Regions from separate parts of the Homo sapiens genome. Here region 2 is linked to region 1. Evidence: read pairs that join two places in POLR2A ChIA-PET (ENCODE). Cell type or tissue: Panc1. All regions are shown on one strand. Links, peaks and the distances in the headings refer to the core of each region. The heading gives the core; the rest is flanking DNA. Region 1 holds the start of LINC03139 (long intergenic non-protein coding RNA 3139). Region 2 overlaps CDH23 (cadherin related 23).

Region 1 (16,915 bases), core at 4,542-12,541:
AGTAGAGGCATGGGCAGGGAGGTCCATGGGACAGGTGGGCATTGCAGGTTGAGGTCACTGGGGCAGAATGTTGTGGGAGCATGCTGGAGAGGTGGAGAGGTGGAGGGGAGAAGGAGAATAGAGCATTGACTGCCAGGGAGATGAATTTGGCATTGATCCCATGGGCATTAGAGAGCCAAAAGAGACTCTATCTCTGTTTTTTGTTTTTTTTTTTTTTCTTTCTTTTTTCTTTTTTTGAGACAGGGTTTCACTGTTGTTGCCCAGGCTGGAGTGCAGTGGTGCAATCTCAGCTCACTGCAACCTCCTCCTCCCAGGTTCAAGCGATTCTCCTGCCTCAGCCTCCCAAGTAGCTGGGATTACAGGTGCCCGCCACCACGCCTGGCTAATTTTTATATTTTTAGTAGAGATGGGGTTTCACCATGTTGGTGAGGCTGGTCTCAAACTCCTGACCTGAGGTGATGCACCTGCCTCGGCCTCCCAAAGTGCTGGGATTATAGGTGTGAGCCACCTTGCCTGGCCGAGAGTCCATCTTTAAAAATAAATAAATAAATAAATAAATAAAAAGTAATTTTATTTGAAAAACAGGAAGACCAGGCATGGTGGCCCACACTTGTAATCCCCACACTTTGGGAGGCTGAGGCAGGAGGATTGCTTGAGGCCAGGAATTTGAGACCAGCCTGGGTAACACAGTGAGACCCCATCTCTACAAAAAAAACTTAAAATGATCACTGCTCAAACCTAAGCCAGTAATAAAAAAAGAAAAAAAAGGGCTGGGCACGGTGGCTCACACCTGTAATCCCAGCACTTTGGGAGGCCAAAGTGAGCAGATCACGAGGTCAGGAGATTGAGACCATCCTGGCTAACACAGTGAAACCCTGTCTCTGCTAAAAATACAAAAAATTAGCCGGGCATGGTGGTGGGCACCTGTAGTCCCAGCTACTCGGGAGGCTGAGGCAGGAGAATGGCATGAACTTGGGAGGTGGAGCTTGCAGTGAGCCAAGATCGCGCCACTGCACTCCAGGCTGGAGGACAGAGTGAGACTCCATCTCAAAAAAAAAAAAAAAAGAGAAGAAAAGAAAAAGGAAAGAACAAAAATAGCCAGGTGTGGTGCTGTGCCTGTAGTCCCAGCTACTTGAGAGGCTGAGGCAGGAGGATCTCTTGAGCCCAGGATGTTGAGGCTGCAGTTAGCTATGATCGTGCCACTGCACTCCAGACTGCATGACAGAGTGAGACCCTGTCTCAAAAAAAGAAAAGAACAAGCATTACAGGGGCTGGGGGTAAGGGGGATGGGGATGGGACGTTATCGTTTAATGGGTACAGAGTTTCTGCTTTGCAAGATAAAGCGAGTTCTGGAGATGGGTGGTGGTGACTTTGCACAGCACAATGCGTGTATTTCATACCACTGAACTGTACACTTAACAAACAGTGAAGCTGGCAAATTTTATGTTATATATATTTTACTACAATTTTAAAAGCTGGGGGAAGAATTGCAAATTTTGGCTGCACAGCCTTTACATCAGAGGAGATGGCCCAGGTGCAGCCATGTGCGGTGGCTGCGGAGGCAACAGTGAAGATGACAATGATTGCTGACATTTAAGAAGTCCCCAGAGACAGCAGGGATAATGAGTAGGAAAAAACTCTGAGGGCAGGGGCTATGTCATACCCTCCTCTCCATACCCAGCACCAAGCCCATAGAGTGCAGTGGCGGGCTCTCAGCCACAGCGGCTGAGGAAGTGGTTGCGTCTGCATCGGCCTGCAGTGGACTGCCGGGGCAGGAAGAAGAACTAGCTTGTCTTTCACGGAGTCTTGTGTCCTTAAACCCAGATAAAGCGGCCTAGAGACAGTGAGAGAACAATGAGGGTTGTTGCAGACTAAAGCCGGGCCCTGGGCAATGTTTGGCCTCTGCCTGGGCCTCGGGCCCCACCCCCCATGTCCCCGGGCCCCACCCCCCAGGTCCCCGGGCCCCACCCCCCAGGTCCCCTTCCAGAACTTCACCAGTCTTGCCGGCCTCTCAGAGAGTCAGCCAACCCCTGAGGCCTTTCGGGGACTGATAACGCTCACCTTTGGCTCAGACTGAATCCAAACACTTCACCTCTTTTTCTTCACAGAGCCCCATCCTCCAAAGGACCCTGTTCCAGCTTGTGACAAACCCAGAGGCAATCCTGGTCATCCGGAGGAGGAGGTGTCTGTGCCGTTGCTTGGAGCTGACTGTAGGCCTAGAGGCACAGGATTATACAGGATTGTAAGAGAATTGTATTTTTCTTCCTTGCATTTTTCGGTGTTTTCTAAATTTTTTCAATGAGTATCCTTTTGAGAATCATTAAAAAAGAATACATTTTACTTGACAAGGTATATAAATACATGGGTTAAGATATTAAAATAGAAAGAGTAAGGATTGCTTGCACGTTACAGAGTCTGGGATTTGGAGCTCAGTGCCTGGCACTGAGGGGATCAAAGTGCCAGGTGCTCAAAGTGTTCGTTGAATGAGAGGCGGGGGTGGGGGTAATGGGTGGTGAGACTGCTACCCTGTCCCTCCTCCCTCACCACATCAATGTCTGTGAAGCATTTCTAGAGGATCTACTGTGCAATGGAACCCTGGGAGCCAGGGGTGACTGGGGAGGCAGCAGGTGCAGGTGCTGGTAATGCCGTGCCATTGGGAGCCCCACTGGGGGTCCTCCATGAATCACAGGGGACCCATACCCAGGATACTGAGGAAGCTTCCAGAAAAAAAGAGTGATGCTGGCCCTGGATTGTGAGGATGGGCAGGGGTTTTTTGGAGTGGGAGAAGGGTACAGGTGTTCCAGGTCATCAGTCCAAGTTCCTTCACTCCTTCATTATTTACTTGCTCAGTCATTTCACAAACAACCTTTTTTAAAATAATTAGACAGGGGTCTCACTATGTTGCACAGGCTGGTCTCTCACTCCTGGGCTCTGGCGGTCCTCCCGCCTTGGCCTCTGAAAGCGCTGGGATTGCAGGTGTGAGCCACCATGCCCAGCCTCACAAACATTTATCTGCAGTCCAAACTGGATCCAAACTCTCCTCACCGCACCTCTGTTTCTGGAGAATGCTTCCAGGGCGCCTAGAATATACCAGGTCCTGACCTAGTGACTAGAGATACAGCTGCCACTCATAAATAAACATATGCTAGCATGGCAAGAAGAAAAGATGGCAGGATGGCAGAGAGAAAGCTGCTAGGGAGCAGATGCAGAATGAATATCTGGAGCAGGAGCAAAGGGCAAGAGCCTCCAGACTGGGGGGAAACGACCTGGGCATGCTCAAAGGCAAAAGAGGCCACTGGAGATGTGTGAACAGCAAATGGTGTGATCTGATTGGGATCGTAAAGGATCACTTCCACACAACAGTGATCACACTTTGTCCACAGGCACCCTTTAAAAAACCCCTTTCAAATTTTTTTTTTTTTTTTTTGAGATGGACTCTCACTCTGTCACCCAGGCTGGAGTGCAATGGCACGACCTCGGCTCACTGCAACCTCCACTTCCCAGGTTCAAGCGATTCTCCTGCCTTAGCCTCCTGAGTAAGTGGGATTACAGGCACCTGCCACCATACCCGGCTAATCGTTATAGTTGCAGTAGAGACGGGGGTTTCACCATGTTGGCCAGGCTGGTCTCGAACTCCTGACCTCAGGTGATCCGCCCTCCTTGGCCTCCCAAAGTGCTGGGATTACAGGCATGAGCAAATGTGCCTGGCCCCTTTGAAATTTTTATCATTAGCCTAAACTTGCAAATGATGCATTTGGTGGTTTGCTGTAGACTGTATATCATCTTTAAATATTTTTTCCGCTCCCGCTCCCGCTCCCTCTCCCTCTCCCTCTCCCCACGGTCTCCCTCTCCCTTTCTTTCCACAGTCTCCCTCTGATGCCGAGCCGAAGCTGGATGGTACTGCTGCCATCTCGGCTCACTGCAACCTCCCTGCCTGATTCTCCTGCCTCAGCCTGCCGAGTGCCTGCGATTGCAGGCGCGCGCCGCCACGCCTGACTGGTTTTCGTATTTTTTTGGTGAAGACAGGGTTTCGCTGTGTTGGCCGGGCTGGTCTCCAGCTCCTAACCGCGAGTGATCCGCCAGCCTCGGCCTCCCGAGGTGCCGGGATTGCAGATGGAGTCTCGTTCACTCAGTGCTCAACGGTGCCCAGGCTGGAGTGCAGTGGCGTGATCTCGGCTTGCTACAACCTCCACCTCCCAGCCGCCTGCCTTGGCCTCCCAAAGTGCCGAGATTGCAGCCTCTGCCCGGCCGCCACCCCGTCTGGGAAGTGAGGAGCGTCTCTGCCTGGCCGCCCATCGTCGGGGATGTGAGGAGCCCCTCTGCCTGGCTGCCCAGTCTGGAAAGTGAGGAGCGTCTCTGCCTGGCCGCCATCCCATCTAGGAAGTGAGGAGCGCCTCTTCCCGGCCGCCATCACATCTGGGAAGTGAGGAGCGTCTCTGCCCGGCCGCCCATTGTCTGAGATGTGGGGAGCACCTCTGCCCTGACGCCCCGTCTGGGATGTGAGGAGCGTCTCTGCCCGGCCGCCCCGTCTGAGAAGTGAGGAGACCCTCTGCCTGGCAACCGCCCCGTCTGAGAAGTGAGGAGCCCCTCCGCCCAGCAGCCACCCCGTCTGGGAAGTGAGGAGCGTCTCCGCCCGGCAGCCACCTCGTCCGGGAGGGAGGTGGGGGGGTCAGCCCCCCGCCCGGCCAGCCGCCCCGTCTGGGAGGGAGGTGGGGGGGTCAGCCCCCCGCCCGGCCAGCCGCCCCGTCTGGGAGGGAGGTGGGGGGGTCAGCCCCCCGCCTGGCCAGCCGCCCCGTCCGGGAGGTGAGGGGCGCCTCTGCCCGGCCGCCCCTACTGGGAAGTGAGGAGCCCCTCTGCCCGGCCACCACCCGGTCTGGGAGGTGTACCCAACAGCTCATTGAGAACGGGCCATGATGACAATGGCGGTTTTGTGGAATAGAAAGGGGGGAAAGGTGGGGAAAAGATTGAGAAATCGGATGGTTGCCGTGTCTGTGTAGAAAGAGGTAGACATGGGAGACTTTTCATTTTGTTCTGTACTAAGAAAAATTCTTCTGCCTTGGGATCCTGTTGATCTGTGACCTTACCCCCAACCCTGTGCTCTCTGAAACATGTGCTGTATCCACTCAGGGTTGAATGGATTAAGGGCGGTGCAAGTTGTGCTTTGTTAAACAGATGCTTGAAGGCAGCATGCTCCTTAAGAGTCATCACCACTCCCTAATCGCAAGTACCCAGGGACACAAACACTGCGGAAGGCCGCAGGGTCCTCTGCCTAGGAAAACCAGAGACCTTTGTTCACGTGTTTATCTGCTGACCTTCCCTCCACTATTGTCCTCTGACCCTGCCAAATCCCCCTCTGCGAGAAACACCCAAGAATGATCAATAAAAAAAAATAAATAAATAAAAATAAATAAATAAATAAATATTTTTTCCACACAAAACTGGGGCTACACATTTAGTCCCTTTAAGAAGAATGCCTGCCACATCACGCCCCATCAACACAGTCAAGCAAGACAAGACTTTCTTTCTGTCAGAAAACCCTGGCTTCATGTTTGAAATTCAAATAAGGGTGTGGCCCCATGACAACGTTCTCACTTCTGAGCCTTATCTGGGCCAAAGGAGTGTGACCCTGGTTCCTGCCCTCATAGTGTGCTGAGAACAGGCTCTGCCTCCAGGTACCTCTCTAACTACCTACTGGGGGTAGGAGGTTGTTCACAGGGCACTGCCCCATGGAAGGCCCAGTTGGGCGGGAGTTGTGCCTTTCTTGTGTGAGGTGGCAGGATACCAAGAAAGGGGACACGGGGGGCTGGGCCCGGTGGCTCACGCTTGTAATCCCAGCACTTTAGGAGGCCAAGGCGGGTGGATCACGAGGTCAGGAGATCGAGACCATCCTGGCTAACACGGTGAAACCCCATCTCTCCTAAAAATACAGAAAATTAGCCGGACGTGGTGGCAGGTGCCTGTAGTCCTAGCTACTCGGGAGGCTGAGGCAGGAGAATGGTGTGAACCCGGGAGGCAGAGCTTGCAATGAGCAGAGATCGCGCCACTGCACTCCAGCCTGGGCGACAGAGCAAGACTACATCTCAAACAAAAAAAAAAAAAGAAAGAAAGAAAGGGGACACGGGGAAGCCAGACAGGAGGATGGCAGCCACATGACATTGCTGTGCATCCAGGATTTGAGCGTGGATAGCTCTGAGGGAGAGTTGTGTGGGATCTGCACCCAGGCTCCATGCTCTGACATGGAGGATGAAGAGTGGGGAAAAGAGAAGGATCCCGGATACCACTTAGAGGCCACTGAGGCCACCTGGGAGATGATGGTGGCCTGGACTGGGGTAGTAGTAGTGGAAGTGCTGAGAGCAGGTTTAGTTCAGGAAATATTTGCCTTCTCCCTGGGTTCTGGAGCCTGGCACGCTTATTTGCAAAGGGGACCTCCCCACCCACAGGGGCTGCAGGATTAGGAAGCCACACACAAACAAAGCCACACACCAGTCCAGGGCAAGGAACAATTTTTACAATCCAGTATAACAAGCTTCCAGGCTGTGTGCACACCTTCCAGATAGGCAGGGGGTTTGCAGATGAAAGGGAACCGGTGGCACAGCGCACACTGAGCTGAGAGTTGGGAACCTGGGTTTGAGTCTCTGATCTTCTCGGGGGGTAACCTTGGGCAAGGCCCTTGGCCTTTCAGAGCTGTGTGCTCCCCGTTGGGACAGTAAGGACAGTCATCTAGACCTTTCAGCTTTGAGGGTTTCAGTTCTAGTTTCCTGGGTCATGCTGGCTGTGTGCTCTCACTCCTTCTAGGGCTGTGGTTTTGCAGGCCTGGGACTTGGGCCCTTCTTTCTCATCAGGTATGGGACCCAAGCACAGTGGGTCCTCAACCGCCGGCTCACTGACTCTTCAACCCATCATGATGCTCAGAGATAGCAGTGGCTGGGTGACCAGATGTCCCTGGCCATGCTCAAAAGTGTCCTGGTGAGGATGATAAATTAGACACAAGTGGGCATGGTGGCTCACACCTGTAATCCCAGCACTTTGGGAGGCCTAGACGGGTGGATCATCTGAAATCAGGAGTTTGAGACCAGCCTGGCCAACATGGTGAAACCCTATCTCAGGCCGGGCGTGGTGGCTCATGCCTGTAATCCCAGCACTTTGGGAGGCCGAGGCAGGTGGATCACGAGGTCAGGAGTTTGGGACCAGCCTGGGCTGCATGGTGAAACCCCATCTCTACTAAAAAAATACAAAAAATTAGCCGGGCATGGTGGTGCGCACTTGTAATCCCAGCTACTTGGGAGGCTGAGGCAGGAGAATCGCTTGGATCGGGAGGCGGAGGTTGCAGTGAGCCAAGACTGGATCATGCCACTGCACTCCAGCCTGGGTGAGAGGGCGAAATTCCTTCTAAAAAAAAAAAAAAAAGAAAAGAAATCCATCTATACTAAAAATACAAAAATTAGCTGGAAGTGGTTGCACACCTGTAACCCCAACTACTCAGGAGGCTGACGCAGGAGAATTGCTTGAACCTGGGAGGCGAATGTTGCAGTGAGCCGAGATCGCGCCATTGCACTCCAGCCTGGGCAACAGGGCCAGACTCTGTCTCAAAAAAAAAAAAAAAAAAATTAGATGGTCACCTTTCCACTATAGGTTGTAGGACCCACCAACAACCTAAGATCACTTCCATCTCTGAAGGCCCAAGGGAGGCCAGAATCTGGCAGTCACCCTGAGTGGGGAGGGAAACAGAGAATAATGTGGAATCAGCTGAGTCACGGGGTCCAGCCGCATCCCCAGAAGGTGCCTTCTGGGACCTGCCCTGACCTGGAAAATTAAGCCTTTTCTAGAAATACAAGCTGCTACTGGCCTGGAGGAGGGTGGCACACATCAGTTTCTAGCCCTGCTATGTGGCCTTGTCCCTGTAACTCCTAGAACAAAGCTTAATAAACCCTCCTCGTCTTTCCTTGGGCAAGGCTTCTGAGGCCTCAGTGATTACATGAAATCCCAAGTTAATTTTTTAAGCAGATTATCTCTATGGCCAAAGACCAAAACAGTGGAAAAAGCCTTGCCCAGGGAGTCAGAAACTTGGGGGTTTTGTCCCAGCTCTAGCCTCTTGCTGGGTGACCTTGGGGGAGCCTCTTGATCCCTCTGGGCCTCAGTTTCTCTTCCTGTAAAAGGAGGCCATTGGACTAGGGTGCTCTCTGAGGGACTGCAAGCTCTATTTTATTTATTTATTTATTTATTTATTTATTTATTTATTTATTTATTTATTGAGATGGAGTCTTGCTCTGTTTCCCAGGCTGGAGTGCAGTGGCACCATCTCGGCTCAGCCTCCTGTGTTCAAGCAATTCTCCCGCTGCAGCCTCCCGGGTTCAAGCAATTCTCCCACCTCAGCCTCCCGAGTAGCTGGGATTACAGGCGCCCACCATCATGCCTGGCTAATTTTTATATTTTTAGTAGAGATGGGGTTTCACCATGTTGGCCAGGCTGGTCTCCAACTCCTGACCTCAAGTGATCCACCCACCACAGCCTCCCAAAGTGCTGGGATTATAGGCGTGAGCCACTGTGTCATGCCTATTTATTTATTTTAGAGACAGAGTCTTGCTCTGTCACCTAGGCTGGAGTGCAGTGGCATGTTCATGGCTCCCTGTAGCCTCAACCTCCTGGGCTCAAGTGATCCTCCCACCTCAGCCTCCCAAGCAGCTAAGACCACATGCCCACAACACCACACCCAGCTAATTTTGTGTATTTTTTGAGATGGGGTTTCGCCATGCTGCCGAGGCTGGTCTTGAACTCCTGGGCTCAAGTGACCCTCCCGCCTCAGCCCCCCAAAGTGTTGGGATTATAGGTGTGAACCACCGTGCCCTGCCAAATCAAATAATCAAATATTTTCTTGGCTTTACCTTTTTTTTTTTTTTTTGGAGACAGTCTTGCTCTGTTGCCCAGGCTGGAGTGCAATGGGGCGATCTTAGTTCACTGCAGCCTCCACCTTAGCTTTACTTCTGTATCTGTCCCAGCTGTGTTCTCTCAGTAGAGCTCATGAATCACTTCTGGTTTGGATCTGCCTGATTCATGAGTCATCATTTGCTCAAATAAACTTTCTACACCGGGCGCAGTGGTTCACGCCTGTAATCCCAGCACTTCAGGAGGCCGAGGCAGGTGGATCATTTGAGGTCAGGAGTTGGAAACCAGCCTGACCAACATGGTGAAACCCTGTCTCCACTGAAACAAAAACAAAAACAAAAACAAAAATTAGCCGGCGGTAGTGGCGCATGCCTGTAATCCCAGCTACTCGGGAGGCTGAGGCAGGAGAATTGCTTGAGCCTGGGAGGCAGAGGTTGCAGTGAGCCAAGATCGTGCCACTGTACTCCAGTCTGGGCAACAGAGTGAGACCCTGTCTTTAAATAAATAAATAAATAAAATAAAATATGAATAAATAAACCTTCTAATTTTATTGTGCCTCAGTTTACTTTTAAATGTGTTATTGAGAACTTACAGAGTGCTGGCATGGTTAAGGGTTTTTTGCTTTGTTTTTGCAGATTTTCATTAATTTAATTAGATTAATGAGTATTAACATTTACTTAATTTAAATTTTTTAGGTTAAATTTTTAATTTAATTTTATATTATTTTACTTAATGTTTAAAGTGAAAATAGTTGTAATTACTTATAGTTACTTAAAATTAGTATTTAATATTAACTTTTTCCTTTTTTTTTTTCTGGGATGGAATCTTGCTCTGTCGCCCAGGCTGGAGAGCAGAGGCGCGATCTTGGCTCACTGCAATCTCCGCCTCCTGGGTTCAAGCGATTCTCCTGCCTCAGCCTCCCGAGTACCTAGGACTGCAGGTGCCTGCCACTACTTCCAGCTAATTTTTGTATTTTTAGTAGAGACGGGGTTTCACCATATTGGCCAGGCTGGTTTCAAACTTCTGACCTTGTGATCCGCCCGCCTCGACCTCTCAAAGTGCTGGGATACTTTTTCCTTTTTTTTTTTCTTCTTAAGAAACTGGGTCTCCCACTGTTGCTCAAGCTGGAGTGCAGTAACATGATTATAGCTCTCTCCCTCTCCCTCTCCCTCTCCCTCCTCTCCCTCCTCTCCCTCCTCTCCCTCCTCTCCCTCCTCTCCCTCTCTTTCCACGGTCTCCCTCTGATGCAGAGCTGAAGCTGGACTGTACTGCTGCCATCTCGGCTCACTGCAACCTCCCTGCCTGATTCTCCTGCCTCAGCCTGCCGAGTGCCTGCGATTGCAGGCGCGCGCCGCCACGCCTGACTGGTTTTCGTATTTTTTTGGTGGAGACGGGGTTTTGCTGTGTTGGCCGGGCTGGTCTCCAGCTCCTAACCACGAGTGATCCACCAGCCTCGGCTTCCCGAGGTGCTGGGATTGCAGACGGAGTCTCGTTCACTCAGTGCTCAATGGTGCCCAGGCTGGAGTGCAGTGGCGTGATCTCGGCTCGCTACAACCTCCACCTCCCAGCAGCCTGCCTTGGCCTCCCAAAGTGCTGAGATTGCAGCCTCTGCCCGGCCGCCACCCCATCTGGGAAGTGAGGAGCGTCTCTGCCTGGCCGCCATCCCATCTAGGAAGTGAGGAGCGTCTCTGCCCGGCCGCCCATCGTCTGAGATGTGGGGAGCGCCTCTGCCCTGCTGCCCCGTCTGGGATGTGAGGAGCGTCTCTGCCCGGCCACCCCGTCTGAGAAGTGAGGAGCCCCTCCGCCCGGCAGCCGCACCGTCTGAGAAGTGAGGAGTCCCTCCCTCCGGCAGCCACCCCGTCTGGGAAGTGAGGAGCGTCTCCGCCAGGCCAGCCGCCCCGTCTGGGAGGGAGGTGGGGGTCAGCCCCCCGCCCGGCCAGCCGCCCCGTCCGGGAGGGAGGTGGGGGAGTCAGCCCCCCGCCCGGCCAGCCGCCCCGTCCGGGAGGGAGGTAGGGAGGGTCAGCCCCCTGCCCGGCCAGCCGCCCCATCCGGGAGGTGAGGGGCGCCTCTGCCCGGCCGCCCCTACTGGGAAGTGAGGAGCCCCTCTGCCCGGCCAGCCGCCCCGTCCGGGAGGGAGGTGGGGGGGTCAGCCCCCCGCCCGGCCAGCTGCCCCGTCTGGGAGGGAGGTGGGGGGGTCAGCCCCCCGCCCGGCCAGCCTCCCCGTCCGGGAGGGAGGTGGGGGGATCAGCCCCCCGCCCGGCCAGCCGCCCCGTCCGGGAGGTGAGGGGCGCCTCTGCCCGGCCGCCCCTACTGGGAAGTGAGGAGCCCCTCTGCCCGGCCAGCCGCCCCGTCCGGGAGGGAGGTGGGGGGGGTCAGCCATCCGTCCGGCCAGCCGCCCCATCCGGGAGGTGAGGGGCGCCTCTGCCCGGCCGCCCCTACTGGGAAGTGAGGAGCCCCTCTGCCCGGCCACCACCCCGTCTGGGAGGTGTACCCAACAGCTCATTGAGAATGGGCCATGATGACAATGGCGGTTTTGTGGAATAGAAAGGGGGGAAAGGTGGGGAAAAGATTGAGAAATCGGATGGTTGCCGTGTCTGTGTAGAAAGAGGTAGACATGGGAGACTTTTCATTTTGTGCTGTACTAAGAAAAATTCTTCTTCCTTGGGATCCTGTTGATCTGTGACCTTGCCCCCAACCCTGTGCTCTCTGAAACATGTGCTGTGTCCACTCAGGGTTGAATGGATTAAGGGTGGTGCAAGATGTGCTTTGTTAAACAGATGCTTGAAGGCAGCATGCTCCTTAAGAGTCATCACCACTCCCTAATCTCAAGTACCCAGGGACACAAACACTGCGGAAGGCCGCAGGGTCCTCTGCCTAGGAAAACCAGAGACCTCTGTTCACTTGTTTATCTGCTGACCTTCCCTCCACTATTGTCCTGTGACCCTGCCAAATCCCCCTCTGCGAGAAACACCCAAGAATGATCAATAAAAAAAAAAAAGAAAAAAAAAACATGATTATAGCTCCTTGCTGCCTTGAACTCCTGAGCTCAAGCAATCCGCTTCTCCCAGCTCATCCTCTTTTAACAGGTGTTGGTATCTCGGAGTGACGGTCTCCTTTGCCCTGCCCTGTGCTTGCCACACCAGAGCCACCATAATTTTTTGCTAACTTTCTGGAAGTGATGACATTTGGCATGGAGTCAAATGCCTGTGGCTCAGCATGTGACCCCGCTGAATCACATGGCTCACATAGGGTGTTCTGGGTGACCCAGACAATTCTGAGGAGGACTGAGCCCTGTGGCTTGGCATTCACTGAATCACATGACCTAAGCAGCTGCAGGCTGTGGCTTGCAGTGTGCATCCTCAAGGCTGTGACCCCAGGTGGGGCCCGAAGGCCCCAGGAGGGAGTGGAAGGGGCTGTGTTTACCCTGGGGAGGGTGGGTGCTGGCAATATCTCCTGCTGGGCCCTTGGACAACGTCAAGCCTTGCTTAAGGTGAGTGAAGGCCACCTCCCTTTGATAGGTCTCACAACATGCAGGAGATCAGGTTTTTAGTTATCCAAAGAAGAAAGGGTTTTCCCCGAAGGGAAAAATATTTTTACTTGTCTCTTTTCCGCTTTTCCGCATTTTCTCAGTTACTGATAGTGAACAAATATTGTAGTCGCCCTTATCTTCAGGGGATACTTTCCCAGAGCCCCAGTAGATGCCTGAGACCTAAGTGATAGTATCGAACCCTATATATGTTCTGCTTTTTCTATACATACACACCTGTGATAAAAGTTGAATTCATAAGTCAGGCACAGTAACGGATTAACAACAATAAATAAGTAGAACAATTATAACAATGTGCTGTAATAAAGTTAGGTCAGCATGCTCTCTCTCTCTCTCTCTCTCAAAATGTCTTAGTATTTTTGGAACTTAGTTGACCACAGGTAACTGAAACTGCAGAAAGCAAAACCTTGGATAAGCAAGGGGGACTACTGTACTGCCTTGGTAATCAGAAAATAAACCTTGTTATCATTATTTTCATGTCTTTTTCTTTCTTTCTTTTTTATTTTATTTATTTATTTATTTTTTTGAGACGGAGTTTCGCTCTTGTTGCCCAGGCTGGAGTGCAGTGGTGCGATCTCGGCTCACCACAACCTCCACCTCCTGGGTTCAAGAGATCCTCCTGCCTCAGCCTCCCTAGTAGCTGGGATTACAGGCATGCACCACCATGCCTGGCTAATTTTGTATTTTTAGTACAGACGAGGTTTCTCCATGTTGGTCAGACTGGTCTCCATCTCCTGACCTCAGGTGATCCACCCGCCTTGGCCTCCCAAAGCGCTGGGATTATAGGCGTGAGCCACTGTGCCTGGCCACTTATTATTTTGAGACAGGGTCTCACCCTGTCACCCAGGTTGGAGTGCAGTGGTGTCTCCCACTGCACTCCACCACCCAGTACCTCCCTGGACTCAAGTGATCCTCCTGCCTCAGCCTCCTGAGTAGCTGGAACTACAGGCACTTGCCACCATGCCCGGATAATTTTTTGTAGAGATGGAGTTTCGCTACGTTGCCCAGGCTGGTCTCGAACTCCTGGGCTCAAATGATCCACCTGCCTTGGCCTACCAAAGTGCTGGGATCTGGGATTAGATGTGTGAGTCACTGTGCCTGGCTACATGATTATTTTTTAATGCCATTCCTGAGACCATCAGCATTTACCACACTGCTCATCTCAGGATTTTTTTTAAGGGGTCCAGTACTGGGTGGTGGGAAGGAACATCAACTTCATGTCTGTAATCCCAGTACTTTGGGAGGCTGAGGGGGGCAGATTACTTGAGGTCAGGAGTTCGAGACCAGCCTGGGCATCGTGGCAAAACCCCGTCTCTACTAAAAATACAAACATTAGCCAGGCGTGGTGGTTCACACCTGTGCTCCCAGCTACTCAGGAGGCTGAGGCAGGAGAATTGCTTGAACCCTGGAGACAGAGATTGCAGTGAGCCAAGATGGCACCACTGCACTCCCGCCTGGGTGACAGAGCAAGACTCTGTCTCAAAAAAAAAAAAAAAAAAAAAAAGTGGAAAGCCCTGCCCCACCATTTTCTAGCGGTGTGTCCTTGGGCAAGCCACTTAGCTTCCCTGAGCCCCAAGTTCCTTATAAGATGGGACTAGTAATAACAACAGTTAACCTTATTGTGGGCTTAACGTGTGCCAGGCACTGTTCTGCCCAGTTGACATGTATTCAATCAGTCTGTCCCAACTACTCCGTTAGAAAGGTACTATTTTGGCCTCATTTTATAGATGGGGAAACTGAGGCACAGAGAAGGTAAATATTCTGCCCGGGTCACTCAGCTAGTCCATGGTGGAGATGGGATATGAGTCCAGACTGTCTGACCATGAGGCCTGGAAGAGCCTGCCCACTTATTCACACTGGACCCATGGGGTCGGTGAAGTTTAAATGAGGTGGAGCACATGGAGGGCACAGAGTCCCGCACACAGTAGGGTTCCAACCCTTGCCCTCACTCCTTCCAGGGCCAGAGAGAGCCCATGCAAATGGCCAGCATCATCTGGGACACCTACCACCAGAAGCACTGGCCTCCAGGGCCACTGTGCTACCATGGAGTGGGGCCTGGATGACCCGTACCCTGGCTCCCACAGTCACATTGGTGATGGGGACAGCGCAACCGGAGGGGCGCAGTGCCTTGCCCAAAGTCCCATAGCTTGGTTGTGATGAGTGTGGACTAGGAACCAGCTCAGACTCCTATCAGGGCCTTTTCTGTAGACCACAGCCTCTGAGTCCAGGAACAGCTCCCGCTGGGATGCAGGGGACAGGCTCTGACATCTTGGGTCTGGGTGTTGTCAGACACTGGCTCAGCAGCTGGGCAGGCGGGGGAGGGGATGGGGGGATGCTGGGAACACCTGGACTGTGGGCAGATGAGGGGAAGCAAGAGCCCAGCCCACAGTCAGCACAGCACGCTCCTCAGCAACTGCTGTTGGCAGGGTTGGTGGCAGTGGACTGAGGGTCTCTCTCCTCCCCCAGCATTGACATCACTCCAGCCTCGGCAGCCCCCTTGTCCTGCTACCAGCACTGGGGTGAGGCAACCATGGGGATGGGGCTGCCAGGTAACTACACTTGTGGGGGCTTGTGGAGCAGATATAGGCCCATGGCGGGGGTGGGGCTGGGAGAGGGGAGGTTGGAGAACAAAGGTCCCCTGGGATGCACAGGCTCTGGGATAGTTTCCCCACTTTCTTTCTCCATTAAGAAACCCTCCTCCCCTTCTTAATAAATAAAAGGGAAAGAACTTCCCCCAACACCATCATTCACCTGCAGCCTCCTCCGCCTGTTGTTCCTGCTGATGGCATCCTGACCAGCACACAGCAGGCCCAGTGCCAGGTGCATTTCCTCCCTGCCCTCCTCTCATTTTCACAACAGCCTAGGCCCAGGGGCTGTCCACCTTCTGAATGAGGACACCAAGGGTTGGTGCCCAGCAGGATCTCACAGTTGGTACAGCTAAGGGATAGAGCGGGATTTGGACCTTAGCGTCTCCTCCTCTGGACACTTTCAAGCTAGATTGCTTAAGAGAAATATTTTATTGCCTCTTTTTTTAAAAAAAAGAAGATGAAGATGAAGACGAAGAAGAAGAAGAAGAAGGAGAAGGAGGCCAGGCATGGTGACTCATGCCTATAATCACAGCACTGTGGGAGACTGTGGTGGGTGAATCAGTTGGGGTCAGAAGTTCGAGACCAGCCTGGCCAACATGATGAAACCCCATCTCTACTAAAAATACAAAAAAAAAAAAAAAAAAAAAAAATTAGCCGGGCTTGGTGGCATGCACCTGCAGTCCCAGCTGAGGCAGGAAAATCACTTGAATCCAGGAGGTGGAGGTTTTAGTGAGCCGAGACCTCACCACTGCGCTCCAGCCTGGGTGACAGAGCAAGGCTCCATCTCAAAAAAAAATAAAAATAGCTGGGTGCGGTGGCTCACGCCTGTAATCCCAGCACTTTGGGAGGCTGAAGCAGGCGGATCACCTGAGGTTGAGAGTTCGAGACCAGCCTGAGCAACATGGAGAAAACCCATCTCTACTAAAAATACAAAATTAGCCAGCCGTGGTGGTGCATGCCTGTAATCCCAGCTACTCGTGAGGCTGAGGCAGGAGAATTGCTTGAACCCGGGAGGCGGAGGTTGTGGTGAGCCAAGATTGCGCCACTGCACTCCAGCCTGGGCAATAAGAGCAAAACTCCATCTCAAAAAAATTTAAAAAAAAATGTTATTTGGGTGTGGTGGCACACACCTGTGGTTCCAGCTATTTGGGAGGCTGAGGCAGGAGGATCATGTGAACCCAGGAGGTCGAGGCTGTAATGTGCCATGATTGTGCCACTGCACTACAGCCTAGGCAACAGAGAGAGACCTTGTCTCAGAAAGAAGAAGAAAATTTTTTTATTGCGTTATAATTTATATACCATGCAATTCACACATTTAAAGTGTACAACTGGGGCCAGGCATGGTGGCTCACACCTGTAATCCCAGCACTTTGGGAGGCCGAGGTGGAGGGATCACTAGAGGTCAGGAGTTCGCCACCAGCCTGGCCAACATGGTGAAACCCTATCTCTATTAAAAATACAAAAATTAACTGGGTGTGGTGGCACATGTGGTGTAGTCCCTGCTACTCGGGAGGCTGAGGCAGGAGAATCACTTGAACCTGGGAGGCGAAGGTTGCAGTGAGCCTAGATCGTGCCACTGCACTCCAGCCTGGGTGAGAGAGCGAGACTCCGTCTCGGGGAAAAAAAAAGTGTACAATTTGCTGCGTGAGGTGGCTCATGCCTGTAATCCTGGCACTTTGGGAGGCCGAGGTGGGCTGATCGCTTGAGGACAGGAGTTTGAATCCAGCCTGGGCAACATAGCGAGACCTCATCTCTATTTATTATATAAATAAATAAATAAAGTGTACAAATCTGCCAGGCACAGTGGCTCATGCCTGTAATCTCAGCACTTTGGGAGGCTGAAGTGGGAGGATCCCTTGAGCCCGGGAATTCAAGACCAACCTGAGCAACATTGTGA
Region 2 (8,000 bases), core at 1-8,000, 270 kb after region 1:
TCCCAGGTGGGGAGCCAGCAGGAGAAGCAGAGAGTTCACAGGAAGCTGTCAGGAGAGGCTGATGCCCAGAGGAGGAAGCAGTTTGGATTTTTGTCTGGCTCTGAGGAGCTCCTGCAGGGGTTGGGCTGGAGGCAGGAAAGCCTGCTGGTGACGAGGGCATGGACTGGGTGATGGCAGAGAGAAAAGGGGCAATAACAAGGGCTGACGTTTCTTGTGGGCCCGCTGCGTGGCAGACGAGGTGCTCAGCACTTCATGTGAGTTGGTCAGCTACTCCTCAAGGCCTCCTCCTGTGAGGGCATCGTCATTATTCCACTCTTAGCTTTTAAAATTCTTTTTATTTATTTTTTATTTTTAGAGACAGGATCTCACCCTGTCACCCAGCCTGGAGTGCAGTGGCACAATCAGCTCATTGCAGCCTCAAACTCCTGGGCTCAAGGGATCCTCCTGCCTCAGCCTCCCATGTTGCTTAGATTACAGGCATGAGCCACCATGCCTGGCCTTCCATTATTATTGTTATTCCCATTTTACAGGTGAGAAAACAGAGGCACAGAGAGATTAAATGATTTGCCTGAAGTCACACCACTGGCCAGTCACAGAGCCAGGATTCCAGGCCAGCCTGTCTGCCTCTAGAGACTACAGGCTTAGTCCACATGCTGCTTGCCCCTGAGAGATGGGGAAGATGCGTGCTTCTGCCTGTTGACCAAGCGCTTCACATGTTTGTTCACATGCACGACCTCACTGGATCCACAAAATACCGTGTGAAGCCAGCACTGCTACCCATTTATCAGATGAGGAAACTGAGGCACTGTCAGGTGAAGTGACATGTCCAAGGATACATGGTTACTAAGTGACCATGCTGGGATTAGAACCTGGGTCTTTTGGGTCTCACATAGCCCTCATGGCTGCCATGGGCCTTGCCTCTCCTGTGTGGGACTGGTGCTCCCTCAGCCCTGGGGCCCGGAGTCTGGCCAGGAGGTGAGCAAGGTGAGGAAAAGGAGAGCAGGAAAAGGAGGCCCCCCCTGCTGCCTGCTTGGCACCCGGTTACCTCCGGGGCCTGGGGCAGGTAGGCCCAAACACCCATGCTTCCCTTCAACTGGGGTCTCTCCTTGGGCTAAGAGTGGGAGCCAAGGTGCCCCAGGTCCCCCAGCCTGTGCCTCCCAGAGGGCTGGCTGTCTGTTCTGCCTGTCACTGGGCAGGGCCCACATAACTCACCCGAGGCTTGGCACTCAAGAGAGGTCAGGGCACAGGGAGATTTACAGCCCCGATAAAGCCATCTCAGTCTGTGCATAAGCAGTGTTTGATATTTGATGATCTGAAAGGCCTTGTCCCAGGGAAGGAGGGGGAGGGAGGAAGGAGTGGGAGAGACACTTAAGAAAACAAAGAGGACGGTGATCAGACGCCCAAGGAGAAGAAAGCCCATGGCAGGAGGAGGGGGCACGCGCTGTCTGTCATCCTGGACGTGTTGTCACCCCCTCCTCTGGCTCCAATCCAGCAATGGGACATGGGAAAGATGGGCCCAGGGATGAAGCTTCTCGGGAAGTGGGGACACCAGAGACCACCTATCTACCACTGGGCCTGTCCGTACCAGGTATGGGGTGGGTCATACCCCCAGGGAGCCCACCGTCTAATGGGGAAGATTGGTCATCTTCGGGGAAGGACAAGGCACATGTATGAGGAAGCCGACTGGAGAACTCATAAAGGAGTGGATGTGAATTTAAGAGACTGGTTTCATCATTTGGGGCTTGTGGACATTCTGAGATTCAGTTTCCTCTTTGGAGGTGAGAATACCTTCCCCTCTCACAGGGCTGTTTAGAGGTTCAGTGAGATAAGGAATCTGAAGATGCTTTACAAACTGTAAAGTGCTGAACCCATGTCAGGATGCGTCAAAGATGGTGAACTGGGTGCCTGGGGCAGGTGGAGCTGTGCAGTGCCACAGACTGGATGACGTTAAGCAGGAAAGATGGGCAGAGCGGGGCAGGGTGGGGTGCAATGGCAGTGACAGGTGCACCCTGAAGTTTGTGGGACAAAGAGGGTTGGTGCCCCTGAAACTTCCCTCCAAATCCTACTGCCCAGGGTCCAGCCTCCCCCTCCAACTGCCATCTGTTCAGTCCTTTGTCTTGCATCACTGAGATCATGTGGAAGCAGTGTGGGCCTCAGAGGGTACTGAGTTCAAATCCTAGCTCCACTACTTCTAGCTATGTGGCTTTGGGCAAGTGACTTTGCCTTTGAGCCTCAGTTTCCTCACTTGCCAAAGAGGGACACTGACAGACTCTGCCTCCTGGGGCTGCTGGGAGAACAGAGCTGGTACAGAGCGGCTCTCACTGATTGTCCGAGCCCTCTCCATCTTCCCTGCCATCTTTCCTCCATGAACACTAATCCTGACAGTGCCACGGCTGCCCCTGCCCTCCCGCCCCAAGTGCTGCAAGTTCCAGAGTGAATGACTTTCAAATCTGTGGAAGGAGAACCCATCACACACACCTTGAGCCGGGTAATTTATGAATCAAATTGTGCTCCGTCAGGACTCTGCAGCCCAGAAATAGATGTGGTCGGACGAGGTTCAGGGAGCCAGCCTCAGACACAGTTATCTTCATAGAAACTGGCCACCAGCTGGCTGAACCAGCCCGAATGACCGACCTTGAGGGGTCCCCTGGGGGCTGCAGAGCCCCCCCCCCTCCGCCGCCCACCCAGCCCAGGCCCTGCTCCAATGCCTGAAGGGAGAACAGAGATCTGCCTGGGGCTCAGAAGACAGCTGTGACCCTGGGCCAGTCACTTCACTTCTCTGGGCCTCAGGGTTTTCTCCTGTTTAAAAAAGAGGGGGCTTTTCCATGGCAGTGGTTTTTCAAATGTCTTTGTTTCAGTAGCAGATTCTTGTATCAGACAAAATTTCACACAGAGCTCCAGTATAGAAAACAGCCAAAATCAGAGCTAGTTGCCCTGGCTGAAGCAGATGACGGGGTGTGGAGTCCAGCACACCCAGCACCCCGTTACCCTCCAAGGGGGCCCTGAGGGATGGGGTTCAGGGAATCTGGAGATTCCCAGGACGTTTTCAGTTTTAAGATGCCATGGGAGATCTGATCTTTTTGAAAGGGCAGATATTGCAGTGGCTAGGACCAGGGTTCGAACCTCAGCATTACTTCTCACTAGCTGTGTGACCGTGGGCAAGTTATCTACCCTCTCTGGGCTTGCGTTTCTTTAACCATAAAAAGGGGAGGAGTAATTCTTATCTTATAGGGCTGATGTGAGGATAAAAGCAGGTAATAATCCTACTTAGTTCAGCACAGTGTCCAGCACATCACAGATGCTCAACAAATGTTAGACCTCATTGATTAGTAAACTGAGGATAGAGGTGAAAAAGTCATAAGGCTTGTAAGTGGTCGCACTGAGATTTGAAGCCATGGCCTTTAATGCCAATGCCTATATTCCTTCTCCTACTCCTCCCTAGAAACAATGCTTCTAGAAGGCTCCACCAGAAAGGATGCAGATTGTGCCAGGCCCAGTTTCCTAATGTTGGAGGGTTTTCCGGCATTTGGTCAGTGACTCAGAGTATAACATCAAAGCAGATGATTCTGGTCAGGGCATGACTGAAGGAAAAAAACTACAGATTTGGTTAAGCACAAACCCACTCAGCAATGTGGAAAACATCAAACATCTTGGGTTCGAGTGAGTATGAGTCAGAGTCATCATATTTATGAGAAAAGATGGCAAATTTGTCCTACAGAGTCAGAGCCCCCAGTCTGAAAACAGAAAGGCCAGGGTTTCCCCAGGAACTCTGATACCATGGGGTATAGGAAAGGTCAACTTTTAAAAGCTCTGTGGTCTGCCGGGCATGGTGGCTCAAGCCTGTAATCCCAGCACTTTGGGAGGCCGAGGCGTGTGGATCACAAGGTCAGGAGATCGAGACCATTGCGGCTAACACGGTGAAATCTTGTCTCGACTGAAAATACAAAAAATTAGCTGGGCGTGGTGGTGCGTGTCCGTAGTCCCAGCTACTCAGGAGGCTGAGGCAGGAGAATCGCTTGAACCCGGGAGGCAGAGGTTGCAGTGAGCTGAGATAGTGCCACTGCACTCCAGCCTGGTGACAGAGTGACACTCCGTCTCAAAAAAAAAAAAAAAAAAAAAGTTCTGCGGTCAAACAAATCTGGGAAATGCTCAACAGACATCTTCACTGCTGGACTTGTCAGAGCCTTTAATGTGCTCATGGGCATTGTGATTTGCCAGCACAAGGAAATTGTGATGCAGTGTCTCTCTAACTTATTTGACCACAGAGCCCTTTTTGCAAAGCTTATCTCCTAAAGCATCAGTGGGCCAACCCACTGAAGAAATTGAAGGTGTGGCCGGGTACGGTCGCTCACGCCTGTAATCCCAGCACTTTGGGAGGCCAAGGCAGGTGGATCAACTGAGGTCAGGAGTTTGAGACCAGCCTGGCCAACATGGTAAAACCCTGTCTCTACTAAAAGTACAAAATTAGCCGGGTGTAGTAGCACACATCTGTAATTTTAGCTGCTCGGGAGGCTGAGGCAGGAGATTTGCTTGAACCTGGGAGGCGGAGGTTGCAGTAAGCCGAGATCGCATCATTGCACTCCAGCCTGGGCAACAAGAGTGAAACTCTGTCTCACCAAAAAAAAAAAAAAAAAAAAAAAAAAGGAAAGACATTGAAGGTGTAAATGGGACTATTCCCACAGTTTCCCTCCAGTGGAGTCTCTGAGCATACAAGTTAGATGTGTCAAGTGTCAGAGGTGGAAAATGGAAAGATGCTTAAAGCCTAGCAGGTTCCAACTTTTCCTTCATCCCCTGGAGAAGTGAGAATCAGAGATGAGAAGTAACTTGGTCAACAACACACAGCACGTTAGAAGCAGAACTGGCACCAGATGGGTGGACCAGAAGTCTGGCTCAAGTCTGGACTCCTGTCCAGGCCACAGGTCAGATGTGGCTCTCTGGTCTGCTTTGAGAAGCTTTGGGGACCACACATAAAAGTTTTACTATGGAAAATTTCAAAGAAACACAAATGTAGAGACAAGAGCACAATGAAGCTCTCGGTACCATCACCCAGATGCAACAATCATCAAAATTTTGCCAATCTTATCTTAAAATCACCCCCCACAACACTACCAATTTTTCACGGTGTTAACAGAGGAAATCCCAGTTCATCTTTACATACTGTATGCATCTCTCATAAGGACTTTCAAAAATGCAACAAAACATGCCATTTTCACCCTAAATAAAATAAATGATTCCTCAATGTCACCTAAGACACAGTCCACATTCAAGTCAGGGATGCCATTTTTGAAGCCAACGTCAGGATCAGAGGTTTTTACCTTTTCTGCTCAGCGCTCACAGAACAGGCCTCTGAGATGATTGAAATCAAAGAAAAGGTGCCTTCAACAATAGCTGCAATGTTCCCTTTCTTAAACAAGAACAAAAAGAAGAGCAAAAAAGATCCAAAGCAAATATGGCAAAATGTCAACAAATGTTATCAGGGTGGTGAATACATGGGGGTGTGCTGTGTTGGTTTCTGTACTTTTCTAAATATTTAATATTTCACATTTGCCAGTGAACTTGGCCCTGCTTCTCTGACAAAGGCCAGGGGTCCCGGGCTGGGATGTGGGGTGGAGTGTGGGGTGGGGTGGGTGGTTGGCCATTTCATCCCGGCAGCCTGCCTCCAGAATGCCCTCATCCTCCCAGCTGGAGGCTCAGCCCCAGATGTCATATTATGTCCCAAGCCCTTGGCCCAGTGCCCCACACCAAGTAGGCGTTCAGAGAATGCTTGATGAATGAGCCCAGCCAGATAGGGAGGGATGTCCCAAGACGCTCCCATCCCTTGGCTCACACAGGCAGAAACTTCTGCTGAGCAAGCGAGAAACAGGAAAAAGAGAGACGTCCTTGCCTTTTCGACCAGGGAGGAGGCTCCACAACCCAAATCTTTCCAAAGCCTCTGGCCGCTTTTTTGAAAAAGAGAAGTCACAGGAGCGACTTTTGGGTCTTTCCCACTGGGCCACCCTACAGATGCGTGGCCTGGTGTCCTTCTCAATTACATGGGTTCCTGGCCCTGCCTCCTTCCCCATCAGCTGTTCTGGGTTACAGACCCCTAGTCTGTCGGCAGGAGGGAAGGCAGGCTCTCTGGGAAGTGCTCCAAAGCAGTGGATACCCTATAGCACTCCCACTCCAAACTCTGGGCATAGGCCCTCCTGGAGAGGGCCCGGAGCAAAGGGTCCTGCTACAGACAGATGGCGTCACTTGGGGTGTTTGCAAGCTTGAGACTCAGCACTCATAGAAAAGAGGAAGTAACCTCTTTGCTTGTGGAGGAAGCTCTTGGCACTGCTCCTGGCACCAAGCAGAGCCTCAGAGCCCAAACACTGTCCCCAGCCTAGGCCAGAACAGAGGGCAGCCTTTGATCTTCAGCTCCCTCTACAAACCTCTGCCCAGATGTACTCACTCTCCCTCCCAGCACTAAACCCCAAGCAAGGTCAGCTGTGGCCTCCCCAGCCTACAGGCTCCCGTCGGAAGATGACTTACGGCTTTAATTACGAAAGGCCGGGTGGAGCCTCAGGAAGGAGCCAGCCCCACCATGCTTGGTCCCTGTCGACGTGGAGCTGCCAAGTTGGCAAGGCTGGTACTGGTGCCTGCCTACACATTGCCACACCAACCCCTACTCTCTGTGCTATGGCCAGGCCCTCCCCTCCCTTCCCAGTTGCCCACAGCCTGGGCCTACCCCGCCTTTGAGGGTGGGGGTGGGGCGGGATCATGGATACAACAGAGTACACACTCTGTTAGAAGAGAGGCTCTGAGGGCGACAGTTTTGTCTGTCCTGTTCATGGCCATATCCCCAGCAGTGAGTACGAGAGGTGCCTGATAAATATTTATGAATTATCAAATAAGTCCAAAGTCCTGTATTGCAAAGGTGGACAATGGTAGCCATTAAACTGTCTAGCAAGCTAAAGGCAGAGCCAATAGACCAGAAGCAACTACCCTGACCCCCAGGGCCACACCTCTCCTTCCTCACTGCTTGGTGGATGAGCTGCCAGGTCCTGCCAATCCCTACTGCCCTCCTGCACTGAAAGGAGCCTCCTTGGGAGGTAGGTTCCAAGGACCACCACAGCAGGCTCTGAGGAGCCCCTGCCCCTGTCCTTGACAGCCCTGTACCTGTGGCAGCTTCAGGGCGGATGAGGTGGGGAGTGGGGAGGGAGAAGTAATGGTGAGGACAGCTGGGGCAGAGTAGCCCCAAGAGCCAGGTGGGAAACAGTCCCTTTCTCAAGCTCTGGGCCTCTGCTTTCTCATCTTGGGGCTTGGAAAGGCTCAACTGGATGATATCCGGGTCCCTGTGGCCTGTGACAGGTGAGGTCCATGAAACCAGCCCCATGTTGGGAGAAAGACGGAGACCAGCTAGGGGACAGAGGAGGTGGCGATGCCTGCTCTGCTCCCCACCCTCCCGGCCCCAGGACTGCCATCGGTTCCTGCCCAGGCCTGGGTTATCAATCTCCTTCCACCTGGAGAACTCCCCTAAATGAAATTCCTGTTGGCGTGGGGCCTATGATATAACAAGTCAGTCACTTTGCCTGGGAAATGAAAGATGATGAGGCAGAGTTCCCAGGACAGAGGCGACCTCCATAAATCTGCCAGAGTGTGCTGGGGATTACTTTGTGGGATTAATTATCTGTCCTTCAAACAAAGACCTGACCTCAGTGGCCCAATGTCCCCAACCTGGGAGGGAGGAAGGGAGTGCCGGGCAGCGGGGAGGTGGGGACCGGGGCTGGGAGGCAGGCCCTGGGGCGGGCTGGGCAAGGGGCATTGTGGAGTGCCAGTTCAGCACTTCACTCCTCCTGTAAGATCCTACGTGCTCCCCCCTGCCCAACACGGCAAGTCCACCTGGCTTCCAGCACTTTCTGCAACTTGGCCCTTTGTGACCTATCCAACAACTTTGTGACCCATTCCCATCTGCTTCTCATGTCTGTCCAGAGCAACCCTACCCTCAGCTCCTCTCCTGGTTACCCCTCATGCTGCCA

What was found. ChIA-PET counts read pairs that join two places held together with the same protein. Peaks named below come from ENCODE experiments on the same cell type or tissue, not always from the same donor. Only the 100,000 strongest peaks of a DNase experiment are listed, where the experiment ranks them.
Region 2: POLR2A ChIA-PET joins it to region 1 with 8 read pairs; 2 of 35 experiments call an interaction of 5 or more read pairs at or near these places.

The regions. Positions count from the first base shown.
Region 1 is chr10:71,863,632-71,880,546 of GRCh38, reverse strand. It overlaps LINC03139 (long intergenic non-protein coding RNA 3139), which reads right to left and starts at 2,460. Exons shown (of 2, transcript XR_007062186.1): 1 at 2,062-2,460; 2 at 1,440-1,834. RefSeq lists enhancers at 3,670-4,550, 6,859-6,928. In Panc1, for the core only: no CTCF peak of the experiment used is centred there; DNase peaks (open chromatin) are centred at 9,056 and 12,086; H3K4me3 peaks cover 199 bases; H3K27ac peaks cover 4,740 bases.
Region 2 is chr10:71,596,634-71,604,633 of GRCh38, reverse strand. All of the region lies in intron 9 of CDH23 (cadherin related 23), which reads right to left. Among named protein-coding and RNA genes, the nearest start is that of CDH23-AS1, 89 kb to the right of the region's middle. In Panc1, for the core only: no CTCF peak of the experiment used is centred there; no DNase peak of the experiment used is centred there.